4 separate regions of the Homo sapiens genome follow, and regions 2, 3 and 4 are each linked to region 1. The links are chromatin contacts, found by Hi-C or POLR2A ChIA-PET in ENCODE. All regions are on one chromosome and are shown on one strand. Each heading gives the region's core, a stretch centred on a gene start or an enhancer-like site at or near the end of the contact. The rest is flanking DNA. Distances are from core to core; before and after follow the strand shown.

Region 1 (4,587 bases), core at 902-3,401:
TATTAATAGATTGTGGGGGCCGGGCGTGGAGGCTCACACCTGTAATCCCAGCACTTTGGGAGGCTGAGGCGGGTGGATCACTTGAGGCCAGGAGTTCAAGACCAGTCTGGCCAACATGGCAAAACCCCGTCTCTACTAAAAATATAACAATTAGCCGCGCGTGCTGGCGGGCCCCTGTAATCCCAGCTATTCAGGAGGCTGAGGCAGGAGAACCCAGGAGGCAGAGGTTGCACTGAGCCAAGATCAGGCCAGTACACTCCAGCCTGGGTGACAGAGGGAGGCTCTGTCTGAAAAAAAAAAAAAAAAAAAGATTGTGGGAAGGCAAGAGTATAAATAGGGCACTCACAGTCACTGACTGACTGGTTTATACCAACGGAGGCAGTAAATGGTCAGGTTCTGGACAGATTTTGAAGGCAAATCTTGCAGAACTTGCTGATGGAGTACATGTGGGATATGAGAGAGGAGTTAAGGATCTTAGTAAATGATGTTGCTTAGTACATTGTTGTCATCGGAAGAGGTGATCAAATATACAGTCAAAAAATGTAGAAAAAATAGTTTTTTTTCTGGATTTTGTTATTCGTGGTATTTGTGAGCTAATAAAAATGTTTGTAATTTTTCTCATTATAAAAGGTTCACTTTTATATCTAATATTGTATTTGTAATTTTGGATTTTTTTTTTTTTTAGACAGTCTCGCTCTGTTGCCCAGGCTGGAGTGCAGTGGCATAATCATAACTCACCGCAGCCTCTACCTCCTGGGCTCAGTTAGGTGCGTGCCACCACACCTGGCTAATTTTTCTGGGTTTTTTTTGTTGTTGTTTTGCTTTGTTTGTTTTGTAGAGACAGGGTCTAATTTTGTTGCCCAGGTGATCTCCAACTCCGGGGCTCAAGCAACCGGTCGACCTCGGCGTCCCAAAGTGCTAGGATTTCAGGCATGAGCCACTGTGCCTGGCCTTGATTATTTTAAAGAGGGCCCCCAAATTGAATAAACGTCAAGTCTCCACAAAGCCTGAATTCAACCTTGCTTCTAGCCCATACTTGGGTTGTAATTTAAAATTAACGAAACATTTAAGAATTTTGCTTCCGAAAACAGTGTGCACGAAGTGAATTGTAAGCCTAATATAATATTAAGAATAAACTAAATTTGGGGATAAAAAGATCACCTTGGGGCTCACGCCTGTAATCCCAGCACTTTGGGAGGCCAAGGGATCAACCGAGCTCCAGAGTTGGAGACCAGCCTGGGCAACATGGCGAAACCCCGTCTCTACCGAAAAATACAAAAATTAGCCGGGCGTGGTGGTGCGCGCCGGTAGTCTTAGCTACTCGGGAGGCTGAGGTGGGAGGATCACTTGAACCCAGGAGGCGGGGGTTGCAGTGAGCCGAGATCGCGCCACTGCACTCCAGCCTGGGCGACAGAGCAAGACTCTGTCTCAAAAAAAGAAAAAAAAAAAGGGATGGGCGCGGTGGCTCACGCCTGTAATCTCAGCACTTTGGGAGGCCCAGGCGGGCGGATCACCTGAGGTCGGGAGTTCAAGACCAGCCTGACCAACATGGAGAAACCCCGTCTCTACTAAAACTACAAAATTAGCCGGGCGTGGTGGCACATGCCTGTAATCCCAGCTACTCGAAAGGCTGAGGCAGGAGGATCGCTTGAACCCGGGAGGCGGAGGTTGCAGTGAGCCGAGATCGCGCCATTGCACTCCAGCCTGGGCAACAAGAGCGAAACTCCGTCTCAAAAAAAAAAAAAAAAAAAGATCACCTTGGGCTAGCCTCCCAAATGTCTTCCAAAACTTCCCACTCATTCTCCTTCCCAGTTTTTCTAAATCTACCAAATGCACCCAACACTTCTTACGTTCCTTTTAGCCAGGTAGGGATTACGCGCATTTTTAAAGACCTCCTTAAAAGTGAAGGCTGTAGTACCGTCAGGACTGCCTAGCGCTCACCCAGAAGCTGCTTGTCTCCGAGGCACTAAGAGGGGCGTGGCCATGGGCGTGGCTCGCCGGGCCGGCGGAGTGGGCGGAGCCTAAAAGCTTCCCCGCCCGGTCAGACTCAACACATGCGCCCAGAGGTTTCTAGTGGAACGAGGTGTGGATTGTGAGGTGACTCTGGCCGCTTACTTCCGGTTCCTAGCGATGCGCATCCGGGTCACGCTAACGCCGCGGTTTCCTCCGCTCGATTGGTTCTACTGTGGGTCTGGACTGATCTCCATGTCCTGTTGTGGGGCTTTTACAGCCTTTGGGTGAGTCTCAGCTGCCAACAGGGTCTGAGCGCAGCCGGGCGAGCACAGCGTGAAGGGGGATGGGTCTAGAGTTCTGCCTCGGTCCTTGTGGGTGGGAGTCTCTTCGCCTGTCCCTTGTCACTGCAGTGCTTCACTCACCTCAGCCCTTTCCTTCACGCTGGCCTCGCCTTATTCACCTCAGCTTAGCCTTCTCGCGCTTCCGTGCCTCTGTCGCCTCGCTGTTTTTCCTCAGCCTCATCAGTCCTTTTCCAACCTCGGTTTCTTGCCTTACGCCTCAGCGCTTCTCTCAGCCACTGCCTCTCCTTTTTTCTCCTCCTCCCTTCTTTTAGAACCTCTTTTCCCCTACCCCTGATCTGGGATCTCAGCGTTCTTTCACCTAGCGAGACGGCCCAGCTTCTCATTGTGCTCACTCTTCACCACGAGAAACTGAGCCTCTCCCTAGGGTCCTAGTTCCTTGTCCCCCAACTTTCTTCAGCTTTGATCCTTCCTCCTGGGACCAGTAGGTGACAGTGCTTCTCCTGGGGTTCTTCTGCCTGTCCTTAGCTAGAGGAGAGCTTTGCCAAAGCCCCGAAATGGGAAGACTTCCCCAGCCTGGGGGAAGTTTTGCCTTAAGGCGCCGGGTTAGACTGAACTCTGGTAGCTTCCATAGTTAGGGTACAACAAAGGCGTTCCTAGTTCTTCGCTTTACCTCAGTTTTGGGGCTCTCTCAAGAGCAGCTAACAGGTGGCAGGCACACGGTACTGCTAGCAGTTGGGCTGGCGCGATCTTGTTAATTGACAAGTCATGAAGAAGTTCTGTCAGTTTTGTGTTCCCATGAGAATGGATGTGCACAGCTGAGGCAAAAACGCCAATATTTTGGGACGTTCAGCTCTGTTTTCGGCATGGACGCTTCTTACAGGACACTTGTGATGATAGAGGACAGAATTTGTGGAGAGATCATTAGCCCCAGATTTATGAATTTATTGTGTTGTTTCCGAAAAGTGGTCTGCTGAAGAGTTCACTATAGTAATTTCAAAGTAATCTTTAAACTTAGTATGCACATATGCATTTTTTCATTTTTACTGTATTAAGTTTTCTATTTGTCTTCCTCTTCCTTCATTAGCCAGACTTTACTTAGAATTACATTACTTAGAAGTACATTACTTAGAATATTCTTCTAACTTTTGTATTTTTTTTTCCTTACCATTTCCACCTTTGTAGTAAAACTATCATTTTCTCATTTTGAGATTTAGGGCACCTTTCTTAAATTTCCCTAGAGGTTTAAAGTCATTTATAACATGAAGGAATTGCATTTAATAATGGTTAGTGCTCCCTTTCCCAAATTTTGTGATCTAGAGTATAGGCTTGGGTAATCTTTATTTTTTCCCGATGTTTATAGTGTATATCTAGCACTTGATTGCAGCGGTTTTTGTGTCATCAGTTTCTGTAATCTATAAATTGTGCTTTAAAATGTAGTACTTCAGTATGAACTTAAATACAGCTTTGAGCACCTGCTTATCTTTTGGCTAATTAGCTATAGAAAAATCTTCATTATATGATACATATACATATAAGAGTGTATAGTCCTTGGCTTATTCCAAAATTGGGCTCTCTTCAGCTGTTTTTAGCAAAGGACTTTGGAGCTTGGCCATGTTAGTCCTAGAAGCCACGGAGAAGGACCCTTCTGATTGGCTTTCAGGACTTATCTAACTGCTAAGTGAAGCCTCTTTGAAAGTTTCTTATGTGTACCTCCTCCCCACTACCTAGCTCTAGCTTCTGTCCAACCTGGCCTATTTTCCATCCTTCAAAACAAACCCCAATGTGTATGGCTTACTCCAGCTGCTTCCTTACCTTCAGGTTTGTGGGCTTCATTTAAGCCATGGGAATGCCAGCTTAATTAATGCAGATTAAGATAAGAACATTAAACCCCAAAAATGATGGGAAATCACTCTGTCTTCAAAACAATAGAAAATAATAAAATCTAGTTATAAAGATTATATACCATTGTCACTAGTAAGAAGTGGCACTCTTATTTACAAAACATAAAGAAATTAGGGTTTAGGTCTGGCATGGTGGTTCACACCTATAATCCCCAGCACTTTGGAAGGCCAAGGCCAGAGGATTGGCCAGGAGTTCGAGACCAACCTGGGCAACATAGACAAAATTAGCTTGGTGTAGTGGTGTGCGCCTGTAGTCCCAACTACTCAGGAGGTTGAGGTTGGAGGATTGCTTGAGCCCAAGATTTTGAGGTTACAGTGAGCTGTGATCACATCACTGCGCTCCACAAGGCAACAGAGTGAGACTCTCTTAAAAAAAAAAAAGAAATTACAACTTAAACAGTTAATTTCCAAGGTCATTTTTTTTTAAGTCA
Region 2 (4,555 bases), core at 549-3,048, 420 kb before region 1:
CAGCTACTCAGGAGGCCAAGGCAGGAGAATCACTTAGCATAATCACTTGAACCCGGGAGGCAGAGGCAATGGAGTGCGCCACTGCACTCCAGCCTGGGCAACAGAGCGACTCCATCTCCAAAAAAAAAAAAAAAAAAAAAGACTTCAATCCAGATTCAGTGCTCTAGAAGGCTGTTTCCTGCATGGTTTGTCTCCCCAGTAATTGTCGACAGGACTCTGGGAAGCTGTAGGAATATGCAGGCGCAGACACGAGGCCCAGCTTTATTTCCAACGTTGTGGAAAGGGACTTGTACATCATGGGGCAGAGCCCTATGCTCCCCTACGCCACTTGGACAGAGCCCGGGGAGAGTGACCTCCCGGGTGTATCCACGTTGGACAATCAGTGTAACGCATAAATTTACAGAATCCAATAGGAAACAATTTCATCCATTCATGTTACTACAGATCTTAAACAAGAAAGCAAACGAGTTTCCACCCTGTCCACAGTGGGGTGTTAAAAAAAAATCGGTTTCTAGACTGGTAACATGCATATTCAGCTATTCTAATTACTTTACAATAGGCGGTTAGTACTATGTGGAAGGTACCGCAGAAGCAAAGACAACAATTAGGCCCAGCTATCCTAAATTCAAATGAAACACGTGGACTTGTTAATTACCCCCAAATCGGCCAGGCACGATGGCTCACGCCTGTAATCCTAAAAATATAAAAATAAAAATGACCCAAATCACAAAAATACGAGAAAGCATAATTACGAAACGCAATGCTTCCAAATTATGAAAATCTTCGGCCTGGCGTGGCGGACCACAAGGTCAGGCGTTGGAGACCAGCCTGGCCAACATGGTGAAATCCCGTCTCTACTAAAAATACAAAAATAAGCCAGGCGCGGTGGTACACGCCTGTAGTCCCAGCTACTCGGGAGGCTGCGGCAGGAGAATTGCTTGAGCCCAGCAGGCGGAGGTTGCAGTGGTGCGATCAAATAAAAAGAAAAATTGAGAAAATTCTTAAAGGCAAATGAGGATCCAGAATAAAACTGTGTGCAATTATATTGAGAACGACAATGTGCCTACTATGAGGCAGTAAGATAAACAGTGGGGGTGGCGGTGCACCTTCAGAGGCTCGCTGGGTCGGGCGGCAGCCCTGCGGGTCCCGAGGTCTCCATGGCCCACTTCTGGCCCAGGCCCGTCTAACGCGTACTTTAGAGTTGGGACCGATGCCGCCTAAGACACCCATATATAGTTTTAAATTACATGATTTCCGGCCAGGCGCGGTGGCTCACGCCTGTAATCCCAGCACTTTGGAAGGCCGAGGGTGGTGGATCACCGGAAATCAGGAGTTCAAAACCAGCCTGACCAACATAGCGAAACCCCGTCTCCACTAAGAATACAAAAATTGGCCGGGCGTGGTGGCACGTGCCTGTAATCCCAGCTGCTGGAGAGGCTGAGGCACGAGAATCGCTTGAACCCGGCAGGCGGAGGTTGCAACGAGCACTGCAGTCCAGCCTGAGTGACAAACCGACTCCGTCTCAAAAAAAAAAAAAAAGTAAATAAATAAAATACTATATGATCTTCCTAGGGAAGCTCGGCTACTGATCTATAGCATTAGACCCACAACTCCGGTGGCAAGCATCTGATCACACTTACCAAGGATCACACTTACCAAGGAGAAGAAGCGACCACTGCGAATCTGTCTCCAAAAAGGAGAGAGAAAACGCGAAGCATCCTTTTTAAACCTTACGAAGTGCCCGGAAGTCCTGGAATGTCTATTGCGCGTGCGCAGAAGCATGCGCAGTTAGAGAATCAGAAACTCACTGAGGCTTCTGGGAATCTACTGCAGATTGAGCCCCACCCCTTCCTGGCTGGGAGGCCTCTCGCGGTAGTGGATCCTTCCCGCGGGACCTTGCTGGGGAATGTACGTTACAGAAATAGGTTTGTAGGTATGTAGCTGCAGAGGACGTTTACTTCTGTGCAATCACTGGACTCAGTCTGTAGGATATGCCCTTAGATAAACTGGCCAAAAAGTTTTTGGAAGAGTCGAACGCGGTGGCTCACGCCTGTGATTACAGCAGCTCTGAAGGCCGTGAGGGGCGGATCGCTTGAGGCCAGGAGTTCGAGACCGGCCTGGGCATCATGGCGAAACCCCGTCTCTACAAAAAATACAGAACATAAGCCAGGCATGGTGCCGCGCACCTCCAGTCCCAGCTACTCGGGAGGCTGAAGCATGAGAATCGTTTGAACCTGGGAGGCGGTGGTTGCAGTGAGCCGAGATCGCGCCGATGCACTCCATCCTGGTCGACAGAGCGAAACTCTCTCTCCAAATAAATAAGTAAAACGTTGGAATAATAAGAATGCAGAATGAAAAAAATACATATAGAGAAATACGGAGTATCAAAAGGAATTGAATCTGCTCTGTCACCTGTGAAAGAAATAATTTGATAAATGTGAAGGTAAATAAGATGAAAGTGCCCCTAGACGAATCAGATAAAAGTTTAAAAACTCCAGGCCTGGCCCGGATAAAAATAAATAAAAATAAAAAATAAAAAACTCCATTGCACAACAGTGTGAATGAATGTAATTAAAAGCACTGCCCTATACTCTTTCTTTTTTTTTCGAGATGGAGTTTTGCTCTGTCACCCAGGCTAGAGTGGAATGGCGCGGTCTCGGCTCACTGCAACCCCGGCCTCCCGGGTTCAAGCGATTCTCCTGCCTCGGCCTCCCCAGTAGCTGGGATTACAGGCGCCCGCCACCGTGCCTGGCTAATTTTTGTATTTTTAGCAAGACGGGGTTTCACCATCTTGGCCAGGCTGGTCTCGAACTCCTGACCTCAAGCAATCCACCCGCCTCGGCCTCCAAAGTGCTGAGATTACAGGCATGAGCCAGCGCACCTGGACTTTTTTTTTTTTTTTTTTTTTGAGACGGAGTCTCGCTCTGTCGCCCAGGCTGGAAGGAAGTGGTGTGATCTCGGCTCACTGCAACCTCCACCTCCCAGGTTCAACCAGTTCTCCTGCCTCAGCCTCCCGAGTAGCTGGGACTATAGGCATGCCACCATGCCCGGCTAATTTTTGTATTTTTAGTAGAGACCGGGTTTCACCATGTTGGCCAGGCTGCTCTCGAACTCCTCACCTCAAGTGATGCCCGCCTTGGCCTCCCAAAGTACTGGGATTACAGGCCTGAGCCACCACACCTGGCCCCCTATACATTTTAAACTAGTTAAAAATGGCAAGTTTTATGTATATTTTACCACACACAAAACCCTCTGAATATGAAGTAGGCAAGTAAAGAATGCTTACGATATATATACATAAGAAATGTTGCAAATATGATGGAATTTTTAGTGTGGTGTAAGGTGGAAAAACGTTGGCTAGAGAGACAGAGCTATCACAGCTGGGCTATCTTGAGTAGTAACGTTTATGGTGTTCCTCCTACATATTAGATTTTGTTCTGAATGCTTTATTACGTACATTATTTACTATCGCAGCAATTCTTTTTTTTTTTTTTTTTGAGATGGAGTCTTGCTCTGTTGCCCAGGCTGGAGTGCAGTGGCTCGATCTTGGCTCACTGCATTCTCTGCCTCCTGGGTTCAAGCAATTCTCCTGCCTCAGCCTCCCGAGTAGCTGGGACTGCAAGCAAGTGTCACCATGCCCCACCAATTTTTGTATTTTCAGTAGAGACGGGGTTTCACCATATTGGCCAGGGTGGTCTTGAACTCCTGACCACGTGATCTGCCCGCCTTGACCTCCCAAAGTGCTGGGATTACAGGCATGAGCCACCGTGCCCGGCCTACAAATTTTTTTTTTTTTTTAGATGAAGTCTCACTCTGTCCCCCAGGCTGGAGTGTAGTGGTGCGATCTCGGCTCACTGCAACCTCCGCCTCTCAGGTTCAAGCAATTCTCCTGCCTCAGCCTCCTGAGTAGCTGGGATTACAGGCGCCCGCCACCATGCCCAGCTAATTTTTGTATTTTTAGTAGAGACGGGTTTTCAGCATGTTGGTCAGGCTGGTCTTGAACCCCTGACCTCATGATCCACCTGCCTCGGCCTCCCAAAGTGCTGGGATTACAGGCTTGAGCCACTGCGCCCGACCCCGGCCTACAAAATTTTAAAAAAAATGTTAGCTGAGTGTAGTGGCACATTCCTGTAATCCTAGCTACTTATGAGGTGTGAGGATCACCTGAGCCCAGGAGATGGAGGCTGCAGTGAGTCGTGATCATGCCACTGCACTCCAGCCTGGGCAACAGAGCAAGAACCTATCTCAAAAAAAAAAAAAAAAAAAAAAAAAAAAGACATTTCTGATGTAGGGTTTGTCGTCCCACTGGAATTGCAAGGTAAGAGAAGAACTTGAGGATACCAGAGTTTCAGGCTTAGGAGGCTGAACATACTATGGTCTCTAACCTTGATAAGTGGAAATGCAGGCAGTGGGGGAGGAGTAATGTCCACATTGGAGTATATACGAGTTACCTGAGTAACATCTGGTTGTATATAAGTCCAAAGAGCAATTAGATATATGGGGTTGGGCTTCCTGTAAGAAATCTGAGTTGGTGATAAAATATTTAGAAGTTGTA
Region 3 (4,376 bases), core at 130-2,629, 420 kb after region 1:
GAAACGGACCACTCTATTACAGCCCCATTTGGGGGTGGCACTGAATAATAGTGAATCCTCCCAGGGGGCAGAACTAGGAGCAGTATACCGTGTTGTTCCCTCTGTATGCAGAGAGAGAGAGAGAGAGATGGACTGAAGTACAGACATACACCAATTCCTAATAAGAGGCAAATGGCTTGGCTGGTTGGTCAAAGGCATGGATGGAACAAGATTGGAAGATTGGGAATAAGCAGGTGTGGGTTAGGGGCATAAGAATGAACTCTGAATGGGCATAAAGCACCTGGATCTCTATGTCTCATGTTAATGCTGACCAGAGATCATCTGCTGCAGAGGAGGCTCTACAGCCCAATGGCCAGGATGTCCCATCCTGTGGATGTCAGCCAGCCTCTAAACTTAGCCTCACTATTGCCTTGCAATAGACCTATGAGTGTCCAAGGTGGTAAGGATGGGGGTTAGAAATGAGTCCAACAACTTGGGCTCCCTCTCACCAAAACTGATCTGGCAATTGCCAAAATATAGCCAATCTGCCAGCAGCAGGTAGCAATATGGCAAAATTTCTCAATGAGAATAGCCAGCCATCTGGTGGCAGGTCAATTATTTCAGACCCCTTCCACTTGGGAGAAGGCAATGATTCATCCTTACTGGAATTTCTATGTTCTCCAAATAGAGGTTGCATTTCTGACCCATAGCACTTCAAGCATCACCATCCAAAGGCTTTAAAGAATGCTCAGTTCATTACCTAGGGCCAGGGGACCCATCTTGAAACTCAAGATCTATCATGATGGCCACATGAACACAGGCTTCACTGGTCTTACCATATGCCCATGACCCAGAAGCAGCCAGCCTGAGAGAACAATGGAACAAAGTGACTTAATTTCCAAAGTTCTGGGGGTTTATAAACAGCATATGGTATGTCACATGACTACTGTGGGATTGGAAAAAGATCATGTAAATAGAGCACTTTGCACAGACCCTGGCATGCAGCAAGTGCTCAATAAATGATAGGTGTTGTTTACTAATTGGACTGAATGGTGAAAGGCCTGTGTGCCCCAGGGGGAGCTGGTGATCAGGCTTCACTAAGCCCAGTATGGCCGTGGCTCTCATCATAGTGTGACATGCTTTGAATACCCTTAGCGGCTCCAAAAGTCCTCAGCTTGAAGTGCATTTTTCTGCCAGCAGGCAGCACACAAATGTTCCCGCTGGGCGGAGCTGGGAGAGAGGGGAAAATGAAACTCTGCAGAGTGCAGGAGCTGGGAGAGAGGGGAAAATGAAACTGCAGAGTGCAGAAATAGAAACTCCGACAGGGATTGGCTGCCTAGGGTGAGACGTGGGAGGATCCACAAGTGATGATAAAAAGCCAGCCTTCAGCCGGAGAACCGTTTACTCGCTGCTGTGCCCATCTATCAGCAGGCTCCGGGCTGAAGATTGCTTCTCTTCTCTCCTCCAAGGTAAACTCAGGAGCTATGAAGTGTGGGCATCAAGCTGCCACCCTCTGCCAGGCTGCCTGTCTGCCTGTAAATCTCATGTTCTGAGAGCCAGGAGGCCCCTTCTCCTGGGAGGCAGCACTCCTGGGTCCCTTTTAGTGCTCTGGGCTGGGACTTGTCTAAGAGGATGGGTTGGAGATTTTTAGGGAGATGGGATGCAAAACCCCAAGTGGCATGAGACCCAGCTTACAGGTGCAATATCAGCGATCTGTGGCCTTAACACTGTCACCTCTTGGAGCCTTAATTACTTCCTCTGTAAAAGGAAAGTTAAGTTGCCTTTGCTGCTCAAAGGACTGGATGATTTTAGAATCCCCTTTATTATAGGATCCAATGTGACAGTGAGTTCATCTTTAAGGATAGATGAAGCCATCTGGAGTGGTTGTTAAAAATGTGGGCTTGGTGGCCGGGCGTGGTGGTTCACGCCTGTAATCCCAGCACTTTGGGAGGCCGAGACCCACGGATCACGAGGTCAGGAGATCGAGACCATCCTGGCTAACACAGTGAAACCCTGTCTCTACTAAAAATACAAAAAAAATTAGCCGGGCTTGGTGGTGGGCGCCTGTAGTCTCAGCTACTCGGGAGGCTGAGGCAGGCAGGAGAATGGCATGAACCTGGGAGGTGGAGCTTGCAGTGAGATGAGATTGCGCCACTGCACTCCAGCCTGGGCGACAGAGAAAGACTCCATCTCAAAAAAAAAAAAAAAAAAATGTGGGCTTGGGTATTAGCCAATTGTGGGTTTAAACCCTGACTTTGCCATGACCTGGCTAGGCAGCCTTGGGAATATTACTTAACCTCTCTGAGCTTCAGTTTCCTTATCTATAACATGTGGTTGATAACAATGGTACCTACTTCGTGGTGTTGTTATAGGTACAAGTGGACTGCGTGCCATAAAGTGCTAAGTACTCAATACATGAGAGGAGTTTCTTGTTTTTCTTTTTAACTTAAGAAAATAGCATTGATCTGACAAAGATCATATTAGAGGTGAGTCTGAGGGCATATGCATTTTCCAGTTTTGTGGTATAAAGGAAAGAGCATAGGTTCATGAATTCTGACTGTCTTGAATGTGTACCCATGTTGCACAATTTGCTGTGTGACCTTTATCCCTTGTGATATTGTAAAATATATTTTTTCATCCCCCAGTTCCTGGCATACAACTCCTAAAATCCTTGGAATCTTCAAAGTGATAAATATCTTTTGAGTGATAACTGTCTAATAAGTTGACTGATGGCTGGCATTTCCTCTGGGGAGGGGAGAGGGGCTGAAGGTTAAGCTGATTACCAATGGGCAGTGATTTAATCAGTCATGCCTATGTAATGAAGCCTCCATAAAAACACAAAAGGACAGGGTTTGACAAGCTTCCAGATAGCCGAATACAAGGAGGTCTCCAGTGGGTGGTGCTTCTGGAGAGGAATGGAAACTCCATGCCCTTTCTCCCATACCTTGCCCTATGCATCTCTTCATCCGGAGCATTTGTAATATCCATAAGGAACCAGTAAATGTAGCTGGGTATGGTGGCTGATGCCTGTAATCTCAGCACTTTGGGAGGCTGAGGCAGGCAGATTGCGTGAGTTCAGGAGTTCAAGATCAGCCTGGGCAACATGGTGAAACCCCATCTCAAAAAAAAAAAAAAAAATTAGTTGGGCGTGGTGGTGCATACCTGTAGTCCCAGCTATGCTGGAGGCTGAGGTGGGAGGATCACTTGAGCCTGGGAGGCGAAGGTCTCAGTGAGCTGAGATGGGGCCACTGCACTCCAGCCTGAGCAATAGAGTGAGACCCTGTCTCAAAACAACAACAAGATCAATTTTTTTTTTTTAAAGAAAGAAACCAGTATATGTAAGTAAAGTGTTTCCCTGAGTTCTGTGAGCTGCTCTAGCAAATTAGTAAAACTGCAGGAGGGAATTGTGGGAACCCCAGTTTATAGTCAGTCAGAAACACAGGTAAAACAACCTAGGGCTTTCGATTGGCAGTCTGGGGGACTGAACCCTCAACATGTGGGATCGGCCACTATCTACCCATAGTGGTGTCAGAATTGAATTTGGGGACCCTCAGCTGGTGTTCACCAGAGGACTGATTGTTTGCTTGCTGGTGGGGAGAAACCCCCACACTTCTGCTGTCAGAAGCCTCTCGTACGGTGAGGGAAACTGAGTTTCTTTTTCCACACACCCTTCTGTGCTTTCTTTCTGAAAAAAAAATTAAGTTGATGTGAGGCCAACGTTTGGTGCCAGTAGATATTCAATGCATTGTAAGAATGAGTTTGTCTTAAAAATTTTTTTAAAGCAAATTCTATGCGTCAGGCACTGTTCAAAGTGCCGGGGATACAGCGTGGAACAGTTATTAAATTAACAAGTACCCTCTGAAATAGACTCTATTAATACCCCAATTTTAGAAATAAACAAACTGAAGCCCAGAGAAGCAAAGTACCCTAGTATCCTGCCCAAGGTCACTTGGGTACAAGGCCAGGAACAACCACAGTCATGATATTGACATCTGCGGAGCTTACCACGTGCCAAACACCGTGCGAATCCGCACAGAATCCGCACACCCACCGGTTGGGGCAGGGACATCTCTGCCACTGATGCGGAGAGGAAACGGATTCCCGAGGCTCCTGAGAGGGATCCTGGGTTCCATTCACCACACCTCGCTGCTTTTTACTGATTCAGTTGGAACTGGAAGGGAAAACAACGGAGCTGATGAGCTCCAAAAATGCTCCGGGGACCATCTCCCTCTCGCCCGTTCGCAGGTCTAGTGACGGAGCCCGCGCGCGGCGCCACCATGCGGCAGAAGGCGGTATCGCTTTTCTTGTGCTACCTGCTGCTCTTCACTTGCAGTGGGGTGGAGGCAGGTGAGAATGCGGGTAAGGATGCAGGTAAGGGGACAGGTAAGGGTGCAGGT
Region 4 (4,867 bases), core at 2,042-4,541, 460 kb before region 1:
TCTCCTTCCTCAGCCTCTCAAGTAGTTGGAATTACAGGTGTGTCTCACCACACCTGGCTAATTTTTGTATTTTTTTAGTAGAGACAAGGTTTCACCATGTTGTCCAGGCTGTTCTCAAATTCCTGACCTCAAGTGATCTGCCCACCTCAGCCTCCCAAAGTGCTGGGATTACAAGTGTGAGCTACCGTGCCCAGCCTATGCCAGTGTTTTAAAAAGTAGAAAGGGGCCGGGCGCGGTGGCTCACACCTGTAATCCCAGCACTTTGGGAGGCCAAGGCAGGCGGATCACGAGGTCATGAGATTGAGACCATCTGGCTAACATGGTGAAACCCCATCTCTACTAAAAATACAAAAAATTAGCCTGGCGTGGTGGCGGGCGCCTGTAGTCCCAGCTACTTGGGAGGCTGAGGCAGGAGAATGGCTTGAACCCAGGAGGTGGAGCTTGCAGTGAGCCGAGATCGTGCCACTGCACACCAGCCTGGGCCACAGAGCAAGACTCCGTCTCAAAAAAAAAAAAAAGAAAAAAAAATGAGAAAGGTTACAGAATGAATTTTCATACCAGTAGCTGATTATCTGGGGTTTTCTGCTTAGAAGAGCAAGAAGAGAAATATTTAGGTGGGCACGATCTACCAGTCAGAAAAACCTTTTCCTAGGTAATGGGGTTCTGAATACACAAAGTATCTTTCAAATGTCTCATCTCTATTTTTAAACCATTTGATGTTTTAGCAAGCCACATGTAGTAGAGTACCGAGAAAAGAGTGGCTGCTTGGAGAATGGCGTGAACCCAGGAGGCGGAGCTTTCAGTGAGCCAAGATCGCGCCACTGCACTCCAACCTGGGTAGTGACAGAGCGAGACTCCGTCTCAAAAAAAAAAAAAAAAGGAAAAGAGTAGCTGCTTGATAAACACTGACAAATTGATAATTCCCTAAGGAAAACTAAGACCTCAAAGAGAAAGAAGAACATGGAGGCAATAGAGAACCTCTATCTGAAAATACGCATTTGGTTATGTTTACTTATTTATTGTCTCATTCCCCACTAGAATGTAGTAAACTCCATGAGCAGGGGCTATATCTGGATTATTTCAGCCAGGAATGTATAACAGTAGAACACAGTAGTATCTCCACAGATAATTTTTTTTTTTTTTTTGAGATGGAGTTTCGCTCTTATTGCCCAGGCTGGAGTGCAATGGCGCGATCTCGGCTCACTACAACCTCTGCCTCCCAAGTTCAAGCGATTCTCCTGCCTCAGCCTCCCAGGTAGCTGGGATTACAGGCATGCACCACCACGCCTGGCTAATTTTTGGTAGAGACAGGGTTTCTCCATGTTGGTCAGGCTGGTCTCCAACTCCTGACCTCAGGTGATCCACCCTTCTCGCCTCCCGAAGTGCTGGGATTACAGGCATGAGGCACCGCACCCATCCTCCACAATTTTTTAAATGAATGGCATAAGAGTTAAGGGCCCTCATGAGCTTTCAGGATAGACTCGAATTCAAGTCCTGACTTGTTATTTATTATAACTCTTTTTTTTTTTTTTTGAGACAGAGTCTCAGCTGTCGCCCAGGCTGGAGTGGAGTGGAGCGATCTCGGCTCACTGCAAGCTCCGCCTCCTGGGTTCACGCCATTCTCCTGCCTCAGCCCCCCAAGTAGCTGAGACTACAAGTGCCCGCCACCATGCCCAGCTAATTTTTTTTGTATTTTTAGTAGAGATGGGGTTTCACCGTGTTAGCCAGGATGGTCTCAATCTCCTGACCTCGTGATCCGGCCTGCCTCGGCCTCCCAAAGTGCTAGGATTACAGGCGAGAGCCACTGCGCCCGGCTATTTATTGTAACTCTTCAAGTTATTAAGCCTCTTCATAATAGTATTTACCTACCTCAGAAGTTTCTGAGGTTTTAAGGAGATAATGGATGTAAACTGCTTATTACTCAGCAGATCGTAATCTGACTATACTTACTGAGCATATGCTATATGCCATACACTGTCCTAATGATGAATGTGAATTAACTCATTTAATCCTCACCATAACTCTAGGAGGTAGGTGCTGTTATTTCCATTTTTATACTCAAAGTGAATGAGACAGAGCAGTTAAGTAACTTACCCAAGGTCATAGAGTAGAAATAGCTTTCAAACCCAGTCTCGCTTGAGTCCTGCGTTTTTTGTTTTTTTGTTTTTTTTTTTTTTGAGACATTGTTTTGCTCTTGTTGTCCAAGCTGAAGTACAGTGGCACGATCTCAGCTCACTGCAACCTTCGCCTCCCGGGTTCAAGTGATTCTCATGCCTCAGCCTCCGGAGTAGCTGGGGTTACAGGTGCCTGCCACCACACCCGGCTAATTTTTGTATTTTTAGTAGAGACGGGGTTTCACCATGTTGGCCAGGCTGGTCTCAAACTCCTGACCTCAGGTGATCCACCCACCTCAGCCTCCCAAAGTGCTGGGATTACAGGTGTGAGTCACAACGCCTGGCAAGTCCTACCCTTAAGCTACATGCCATCCTTCCACTCATTGGGACCTCAAAATGTTAGCTGTTATAATTTTACAGTGACTATTACTAGGGGTAGTGAGAAGCCATGACTACGATGTTTACATTCTCGTACATGACAGCTGCAACGAGATGTATTAAGAGAGACCTGAGATGAGACTTACCCAGTGAGGCGGTTTCGGATAATTTTGACGCTCATTACGGTCTCCCCCATGGTGGCAAAGGCTCTGGAGATGAAGTTCTCATCCATGTAGGGTTCCAGCTGCGTAAAAACAAGAGCACAGCGGCTCAGGCCGGCGGCCGGGCTTCCCACTCCGGGTTCCAGAGCCCCTCCCGTTCAGCCCAGGGCTGGCTACGCGCCGCTGGGGGAGCGAGGGGCGAGGTTCGCCTCCACTGAGCGGCCTGAAACCCCAGCTCTTTTGGTTCAAGCTTGCCCCGCTTTAGGGAGCCTCCCCTTGGACCTAGAAACCCCACTCCTCCGGTCCCAGAACAGCGCGCCTCAGTCCTTGGATTGCTCCCATTCTATGTCCCCAAAGCACCACCTTTCCCTCCCACGAACCCAGGTGGGGCCCCAGGACCCCTAGCCTCACGGACTCAGCCTCTTCACTTAGATGCTGGAACCCGCTTCTGTGTCACCAAAAAGAACCCCCGTCACACGTCTCCCCTTTCTGGGATCCCAAGTCCCCTCCCACTCAGATCCTTCCTCTCTCGCGAAACCGAGATGCTTCCTTGTCTTCAGACCCCGGACGGCTGCCCTCACTCACGTCGCCCATCCACAGGCTGGCCGCCATACCCGCGCACCGGGGTGGGGCTTTGCGGGCGGGGCTCTGCGGGCGGGGCTCGAAGGCCCGCGCGGGCGCCAATCCTGGCTGCGGAGACCGCTACAGAGCATGCGCCTCCGACGGCTTCTGCGCAGGCTCCCGAGCGCAGCGGCCCGGGTCGGGCAGTGTGTTCAGCTCCGGGTTTTTCCTGCAACCCACTGGGCGCTAGGCTTCCGGATCGCGGTGGGCGGAGTTCAGGCTGGAATGGGGCGGGCCAGATACCACCTGGCCCAGGCGGCTGGGTTACTTGGGTTTATTTCTGACTTTATATATTTAGAAAACAAACAAAACTACACACACACACTCGTCTGACTTTATATAGAAAACAAAACCACACACACACAGACACATATAATTACAACATTAATATATGCTCGTTAGGGCTGGGCACGGTGGCTCACGCCTGTAATCCCAGCACTTGAGGAGGCCGAGGCGGGCGGATCACGAGGTGAAGAAATCGAGACCATCCTCGCCAACAGGGGGAAACCCCCTCTCTACTAAAAGTACGAAAATTAGCGGGCGTGGTGGCGAGCGCTGGTAGTCGCAGCTACTCGGGAGACTGAGGCAGGAGAATCGCTTAAACCCAGGGGGCAGAAGTTGCAGTGAGCCGAGATAGCGCCATTGCACCGCAGCCTGGTGACAGAGCAAGACTCCATATATATACATACACACACACACACACATACACATATATATACACATATATACACATATACACACATAATACACATATACACATATATACACACATACACATATATATACATATATACACACACACACACACATATATATGTATGCTCGTTACTTGGGTTAATTTCTGACTTTACATATTTAGAAAACAAACAAGGCCGGGCGCGGTGGCTCACGCCTGTAATCCCAACACTTTGGGAGGCCGAGGTGGGCAGATCACGAGGTCAGGAGATCGAGACCATCCTGGCCAACATGGTGAAACCCCGTCTCTACTAAAAATACAGAAATTAGCCGGGTATGATGGTGTGCACTTGTAGTCCCAGCTACTCAGGTGGCTGAGACAGGATAATCACTTGAACCCGGGAGGCAGAGGCTGCAGTGAGCCGAGATCGCGCCACTGCACTCCAGCCTGGGCGACAGAGTGAGACTCTGTCTCAAATTAAAAAAAAAACAAAAAACAAAAAACATACACACGTACACACACACACAAACACACACATAATTACAACATTAATATATGCTCGTTGTAAAAAACTGCAGATACAAGTGCATCCAAAAAAGTGAAAATATCCCTCCGGACAACCCGGTTCCACTACCTCCCTATTGTTACCAGGGGTTCTTAGGCTCTCAATCCAACAGAAATTAACATGAGGCCAAAAAAGTTTTCCCAGACAAGTCTTCATTGGAGCTTATGCCTGGGTATAAGGGAGGCAGCACAAGAGAGCGAGAATTCCCTGACTCTCCGAAAAGAGCTGGTTGAGATGTTTTATTGGGCAAAGCACGGAAAGTGATATCAAGTGTAGGGTTTACAGGCTGGGCAGGACAAAGCTCATGAGGGTGGGGTATGAAGGTCAGCATATCCTGTTGTAATGATTATCT

The links. Hi-C counts contacts between places; a loop is a spot of excess contacts on that map. ChIA-PET counts read pairs that join two places held with the same protein, here RNA polymerase II (POLR2A). Pooled maps may share reads with other maps.
Region 2: a loop to region 1 is called in a map of natural killer cell, with 7 times the contacts of the local background. The contact joins the promoter of SNHG3 here to the promoter of EYA3 in region 1. A Hi-C loop is called at or near these places in 4 of 168 maps with a recorded cell type or tissue (OCI-LY7, naive thymus-derived CD4-positive, alpha-beta T cell and natural killer cell), 6 of 37 single-sample maps with no recorded cell type and 13 of 50 pooled maps. POLR2A ChIA-PET finds 5 or more read pairs at or near these places in 10 of 52 experiments (BJ, H1, K562 and 7 more).
Region 3: a loop to region 1 is called in a map of naive thymus-derived CD4-positive, alpha-beta T cell, with 19 times the contacts of the local background. The contact joins the promoter of IFI6 here to the promoter of EYA3 in region 1. A Hi-C loop is called at or near these places in 1 of 168 maps with a recorded cell type or tissue (naive thymus-derived CD4-positive, alpha-beta T cell) and 7 of 50 pooled maps. POLR2A ChIA-PET finds 5 or more read pairs at or near these places in 4 of 52 experiments (BJ, GM12878, activated naive CD4-positive, alpha-beta T cell and 1 more).
Region 4: a loop to region 1 is called in a map of CD8-positive, alpha-beta T cell, with 16 times the contacts of the local background. The contact joins the promoter of TRNAU1AP here to the promoter of EYA3 in region 1. A Hi-C loop is called at or near these places in 3 of 168 maps with a recorded cell type or tissue (CD4-positive, alpha-beta T cell, CD8-positive, alpha-beta T cell and naive thymus-derived CD4-positive, alpha-beta T cell), 2 of 37 single-sample maps with no recorded cell type and 15 of 50 pooled maps. POLR2A ChIA-PET finds 5 or more read pairs at or near these places in 3 of 52 experiments (A673, T-cell and activated CD4-positive, alpha-beta T cell).

What each region holds. Positions count from the first base shown.
Region 1 is chr1:28,086,174-28,090,760 of GRCh38, reverse strand. It overlaps EYA3 (EYA transcriptional coactivator and phosphatase 3), which reads left to right and starts at 2,151. Exons shown (of 18, transcript NM_001990.4): 1 at 2,151-2,237. RefSeq lists enhancers at 2,212-2,281, 2,492-2,551.
Region 2 is chr1:28,503,186-28,507,740 of GRCh38, reverse strand. SNHG3 (small nucleolar RNA host gene 3) reads right to left here and starts at 1,798. Exons shown (of 4, transcript NR_036473.1): 1 at 1,657-1,798; 2 at 1,414-1,521. RCC1 (regulator of chromosome condensation 1) reads right to left here and starts at 1,698. Exons shown (of 13, transcript NM_001381865.2): 1 at 1,657-1,698. SNORA73A (small nucleolar RNA, H/ACA box 73A) reads right to left here and starts at 376; the gene lies at 170-376. RefSeq lists enhancers at 1-398, 590-884.
Region 3 is chr1:27,669,195-27,673,570 of GRCh38, reverse strand. It overlaps IFI6 (interferon alpha inducible protein 6), which reads left to right and starts at 1,379. Exons shown (of 5, transcript NM_002038.4): 1 at 1,379-1,448; 2 at 4,225-4,326. The coding sequence starts at 4,257. RefSeq lists enhancers at 1,008-1,347, 4,126-4,185.
Region 4 is chr1:28,551,509-28,556,375 of GRCh38, reverse strand. It overlaps TRNAU1AP (tRNA selenocysteine 1 associated protein 1), which reads right to left and starts at 3,291. Exons shown (of 9, transcript NM_017846.5): 1 at 3,239-3,291; 2 at 2,639-2,736. The coding sequence starts at 3,265. RefSeq lists silencers at 1,985-2,279, 3,212-3,351 and enhancers at 3,502-3,561, 3,285-3,579.